Regions from separate parts of the Homo sapiens genome. Here region 2 is linked to region 1. Evidence: read pairs that join two places in POLR2A ChIA-PET (ENCODE). Cell type or tissue: A673. All regions are shown on one strand. Links, peaks and the distances in the headings refer to the core of each region. The heading gives the core; the rest is flanking DNA. Region 1 overlaps APCDD1 (APC down-regulated 1). Region 2 overlaps PPP4R1-AS1 (PPP4R1 antisense RNA 1).

Evidence for each region. Peaks named below come from ENCODE experiments on the same cell type or tissue, not always from the same donor. Only the 100,000 strongest peaks of a DNase experiment are listed, where the experiment ranks them.
Region 2: POLR2A ChIA-PET joins it to region 1 with 7 read pairs; 1 of 35 experiments calls an interaction of 5 or more read pairs at or near these places.

What each region holds. Positions count from the first base shown.
Region 1 is chr18:10,474,924-10,477,833 of GRCh38, reverse strand. All of the region lies in intron 3 of APCDD1 (APC down-regulated 1), which reads right to left. Among named protein-coding and RNA genes, the nearest start is that of APCDD1, 22 kb to the right of the region's middle. RefSeq lists a silencer at 28-322. In A673, for the core only: no CTCF peak of the experiment used is centred there; DNase peaks (open chromatin) are centred at 183, 1,183 and 2,443; H3K4me3 peaks cover 751 bases; H3K27ac peaks cover 2,500 bases.
Region 2 is chr18:9,618,182-9,621,091 of GRCh38, reverse strand. PPP4R1-AS1 (PPP4R1 antisense RNA 1) reads right to left here. Exons shown (of 3, transcript NR_110773.1): 3 at 1,729-1,897. Among named protein-coding and RNA genes, the nearest start is that of PPP4R1-AS1, 4.8 kb to the right of the region's middle. In A673, for the core only: no CTCF peak of the experiment used is centred there; a DNase peak (open chromatin) is centred at 1,381.

The sequences.
Region 1 (2,910 bases), core at 150-2,649:
ACTCCTATGCATTTTGATTCATTTAAATAATTAAAGTAGACTTATTAAATCTGCTGTAAATCCACTGGGCACTCCTGGCTGGCCCATCCTCTTCCTTTCTCCCCTGGGGCTCAGCAAACACTCCCTGGAGTAGGGACCTCATGCGTACTTTTTAAATGGCCAATTTCCTGCTTTTGCAGGGTTTCCTCATGTCCTCTGAGCTTTCTTGCCTTTTAAGGGATAAAATATTTACCACTTGCATTGTCCCTGACAACAAATATTTCCTGGTCCCCTAACTCCTTAAATAAAGCAACCTTGCATGCCTGTTTATCTGCTGAAATACTCTGGAGTCAAGAAATATAATGAGCTGTTTCTGCAATAGAAGTGTCTATCAGCAGCCTTGTAGCCCAGTGATTGTGACACTGCACACCTCGGCCCAGATAAAAGGTCCACAAAAGCAACCCCTTCAGGGTCAAGACCCCCTCAACCTATCCCAATTGCCAGCTCTGTTTTTTCATAGAATTGTGCAACATTTGCTGCCTTATAGGAAACACCTGGCTCCAGGGAGCAGTCACAGTTTTCTTCTAGGGTTCTCCTTCCTGTAAGACTAGTTCTTGAAACTGTCTTAGGTCATGACTTCTTGAACTTCTGGTTGTCCACCACCTCGTCCATCTCCCATCACCTCTGCAAATCCACACTAGCAGAAAGAAAAGTGGTATGGAATTCTTCCACAAGCACCTGGCTCCTTCTATACCCCAGAGACGCAGCCGCCCACCCACCCAGGAGCCACACCAAGCACATGCTCAGGAGACGTCCCTCCATGCTGGCTCCTGCAGCTAGGCTGAAAAGTCCAGGCTCCAAGACCACCTGACTCAACATCCCCATGGTGTCACTGACATCAGGAAGCTGCACAGGTCACACATCCTCTAAAAAGCCTCTGAGAGGCAAGCTACCTCAAAAACATATGCTGGCTCCAGCCTAGCGGCTCCTAAAGAATTTGAGAGAGAAAGCACAGCATGCTCTTTTTCTGCAGTTCTCAGGTACTCCCAAAGCCCGGTGCTTTTCTCCCTCCCGTGTGTAGCTCCCCTGCTGTACATGTGCTGGGATCGAGTATTTCAGATGCACAGCCTGGGGAAGGCTGTCTGGTTTTCAGACAGCCCCTTTGATTTACGATCCTGTGGTTAAATCAGTGCAGGATTTTGGAGAAAGACCAATTCCATTTGCTTACGAGTCTGATCCTGAGGCTCTGGCATCTCTAACGACCTTGGCAATCATTTGCTTTTAATTACCATTTGATTCCATCCCTGAAAGAATGAGCCTGGCTTCTACCCCTCCAACTGCATAGTTCTGAAGAATCTCGGCAGAGGATTATGGCTGCTCTGACGCTAAACTTGATTCAGGCAAAGCATCTTCTTTCAGGGTTACTTTACGCTGTCTTGACTTTTTTATAATGAAGAGTAGCCAGTTCCATCCTGAATGAACCCTCCCAGCACACCTGAATCTCTTCAAACGTCACTTATTTGCCAAAGGACTCTGGACCTCACAGCAAAGCTGTATAAAGCTTAGAAAAACAAGTTGACTTAAAGTTTCTATTTTTACACGGTGTCCTGTTTCTAGAGGGGCTGAGGCTCGTGGTTTGAAACTCAATTTAGCATTTAAACTAATTTTCAGCTTGGTCTCTATGGACCAGCAATTAGGGAAGTAGAAGAGTTCAAAGGAGGAGGTTCCAGCCTCTCCTGGGCAGGCGTGTACGGTCTTTGAAGACGTTCTCCCAGCCTTTCTTCCTGTCTCCGCTGGCGGCCACAGACAGCTCGGACAACCTGCTGTGGCTGGGCCCGCGTGGGCACACAGTGCCCAGTCTTTCTGGTGCCCGGGTCTGGAAAGACACCAATGGCTGAGTCCATTTTGTTCCTTCTCAGAGCTGTCCTGGGGAAGGATCTGAAAACTTCCTGAAGACTCCGCTGCACACTGCAGGCCAAGAGGTACAAGGCGAGAGACAAGAGAAGAATGGACCCTTTCAGCTACCAGAGCCACTCGGCCTTCCACTGACCCCCCCCCCCCTCAGCCATCTTGCGAGGCAGCTAGGCTGGCTCAGGAAGCCTGGGTCCTCCTTCCAGCTGGGCTGCCACCTGCATCTGTGGCCACAGCATTCCTCTGGGTCTGGGAGTGTTTGCTTGCTTTTTTTTTTTTTTAATCTAAATTTTCTGTGATGACTGTGCTTAGGTAATAGAAGATCACAGCACAAAATGCAACAGGTACCAAAAGTGAAGTCTCTGTCCGACAATCCCAGATAGACAACTCTGTCACTTCCTCTGAGGCAGTCATTAATTTCCTCCATAAATATCTGATTCCTTTGCAAAGAGTCCCTCTTCTTCTCCTTTCATTATTAGTTTTATGCAGATGGTATCATATTATTCACGCTATTTTATAACTTCCTTTTTTCCTACTTAACAATATGTCTCGTGTAGTATCTAAGGTCCTAAAGCTCTTTCCACCTTAATTTTCTGTCATCAAGGAATCAGGCCTGGGATTTAAAGAGTCTATTTCTTAAGAATCTGGGTAAATGTTCCCACAACTGCCTTAGCAGAGCAGGGAGGAGAAAATGGGAGGAAGTGTTTTATGGCTAGGCATCATGAAACACTTTGATGTTCCCTGGTCAGTCGACATTGTCATTTTCATTCCTCTCTGAGCCATTGGCCCAGAAGGGCGACTTACTCTAGGTTAAGAGAGATGGAGCTTTGCATTCAGGCCCTATCCTGATGCCCACAGGATTCTGCACATTAACCCTATTGATTCTTATATTTTTGCCATTTTACAGAAAAGGAAAATGAAGTCTCCAGTAGGTCAGATAACTACCAATGCCACACGGCTGATGACAGCAGAACTGGCTTCCAGGATTGGCTACCGTTTCTGAAGTCCACATACTTGCCA
Region 2 (2,910 bases), core at 120-2,619, 860 kb after region 1:
GCGAAAGAAGTTGACGAAGGACCATTTTGACAGAAAAGCTATGAATGTGAGGATACGCAAACGCTATTGCCATTATTTAGAATCAGGATTCCAGTGTTTGAATACTAATTCCCCTATTTGCTTGCTTGCTTGCTTTCTTTCTTTTCTTTTTTTTTTTTTTTTTTGAGACAGTCTCACTCTGTCACCCAGGCCAGAGTGCAGTGGTGTGATCTCGGCTCACTGCAAACTCCACCTCCTGGGTTCAAGAGATTCTAATGCCTCAGCCTCCCGAGTAGCTGGGATTACAGGCATGTGCCACCACACCCAGCTAACTTTTGTATTTTTAGTAGAGACAGGGTTTCACCATGTTGGCCAGGCTGGTCTCGAACCCCTGGCCTCAAATGATCCACCCACCTCGGCCTCCCAAAGTGCTGGGATTACAGGTGTGAGCCACTGTGCCAGGTCATTTGCTTTTTGATCTTTGTCAAAATACCCAACCTTTCTGAGCTTCGATTTCCTTTATTTTTAAAATGGTAATATCAATTTCTACTTCACAGGGCTGTTTTAAATAATCAGAAAGCACATAAAAGTGCTTAACAGGCTGGACGCGGTGGCTCACACCTGTAATCCCACCACTTTGGGGGGCCGAGGCAGGTGGATCACTTGAGGTCAGGAGTTTGAGACCAGCCTGGCCAACATGGTGAAACCCCGTCTGTACAAAAAAAAAAAAAAAATATATATATATATATACAAAAATTAGCTGAGTATGGTGGTGGGCGCCTGTAGTCCCAGCTACTCAGGAGGCTGAGACAGGAGAATCGCTTGTACCCGGGAGGCGGAGGTTGCAGCAAGCTGAGATTGCAGCAAGCTGAGATTGTGCAACTGCACTCCAGCCTGGGTGATGGAGCGAGATTCCATCTCAGAAAAAAAAAAAAAAAAGAAAAAAAGAAAAAAAAAGAAAAAGCGCTTAACATGATGCCTGGCACACGCTCTGAAAAATGTTTCATATATACGGTAATATTACCATTGGGGGAACTGATGTGAAAGTGACATAGGACATCCTGGCACATCATTTGAAACTTCATGTAAATCTGTAATTGTTTCTAAATAAAAAGTTAGAAAATGTATTAGCTATCTAGTCTGGGAATTATATTGTGTCATTGTGCTAATATTTTTCCCACCAAAGGAAGGAACCAAGGACCAGAGACACAAGCAATTTGTTACAAACAGTTACAGAGAAGTGAAATGAGAATGGAAGTAATTTCTTCTGAATCATATTACCATAGAGCAGCCTTAGTGTGAAGGGAGCTTAGAGTCAGGGCAGTTAACCACTGAACTTATCTGGGTTTGAATATGTGGTTTGCTATGGTTTATTTCCTGGTTCAACTTGACTCATCCATTCAGATTCAGAATAATAAACATTTAAACATTTAAAATAATAAGCATCTAAAATGATAAGCATTTCCTCCACACGTACTCTGTGCCAGGCATTGTGGAAGCCTCTCCCATATTGCTTTGAATGGGATTGCAACTAAAGCTTTCTAAATTCTAAGAGAAAGGCACAAAGGAAATTTACTACTGCCACTCTAATCCATTTAGTGCTCACTGTTTAAACATCTTTGTTTTCTCTTAATGAAATTAAAATGTGTGGAACAAATTGTGTAGGATGTAGTACCTCATCAGTGGGGAATTCTTTTGCCTCTACTAACCTGGAGCACTGGGAAAAGCACGGGAGTAGGGAACATAGTGGATAAGAAAAAGAGGGTTTATTTTCCTTTATACTCAGTTTACAGTAGTGATTCCAGCAGGATGCACTATTTTGTTCAGAAAAAGCTGATGCTAAGAAACTTGGAGCTGTGGCTGACGACCTTGGGACAGAGCTGAAGTTCTGTTGCATTCTCGGGGCAGTGTTCAGCTCCTGTAAATGTAGAAAGAACAGCCTGAATCAGGGTAACTCTGTATAGAGCTCAGTTCTGTAGGTATTTTTCTTCTCTTTTTTCTTTTCTTTTCTTCTCTTTTCTTTTCTTTTCCTTTCTTTCCCTCCCTCCTTCCCTCCCTCCCTCCCCTTCTTTCTTTCTCTCTTCTTTCTTAAGCACAGTGTGAGAAAATGTCTCTTTAGCTGATGTGAGTAAAGAGATCAAGTATCTTTGAAAAACTATGAAAGCTCTAGGAAAGGCTAAGGCTTCACATTCAGAATGTCACCTTGACAGGGAGCTTTAAAGGGAGATAGAAGAAGCATAGAGAGGAGGACAAGTAAAATTTCACAAATATACAATTTTTTTTTTTTTTTGAGACAGTCTCGCTCTGTCACCCAGGCTGGAGTGCAGTGGCGCGATCTTGGCTCACTGCAAGCTCTGCCTCCTGGGTTCACGCCATTCTCCTGGCTCAGCCTCCCGAGTAGCTGGGACTACAGGTGCCCGCCACCATGCCTGGCTAATTTTTTTGTATTTTTAGTAGAGACTGGGTTTCACTGTTAGCCAGGATAGTCTCGATCCCCTGACCTTGTGATCTGCCTGCCTCAGCCTCCCAAAGTGGTGGGATTACAGGCGTGAGCCACTGCGTCTGTCCTTACCTTTATACAATGTATAGAAATGTATAGGAGGCTTTAGGTAAGAGACTGGCAATTAGTTTTTTTAAATTGTTCCTTTTTTTTTTTGAGACAGACTCTCACTCTGTGTCCCGGACTGGAGTGCAGTGGCATGATCTTGGCTCACTGCAACCTCTGCCTCCCCGGTTCAAGTGATTCTCCTGCCTCAGCCTCCCTAGTAGCTGGGATTACAGGCATGTGCCACCATGCCCAGCTAATTTTTTGTATTTTTAGTAGAGACAGGGTTTCGTCATGTTAGCCAGGCTGGTCTCGAACTCCCAACGCCAGGTGATCTGCCCACCTCAGCCACCCAAAGTGCTGGGATTACAGGCGTGAGCCACCAC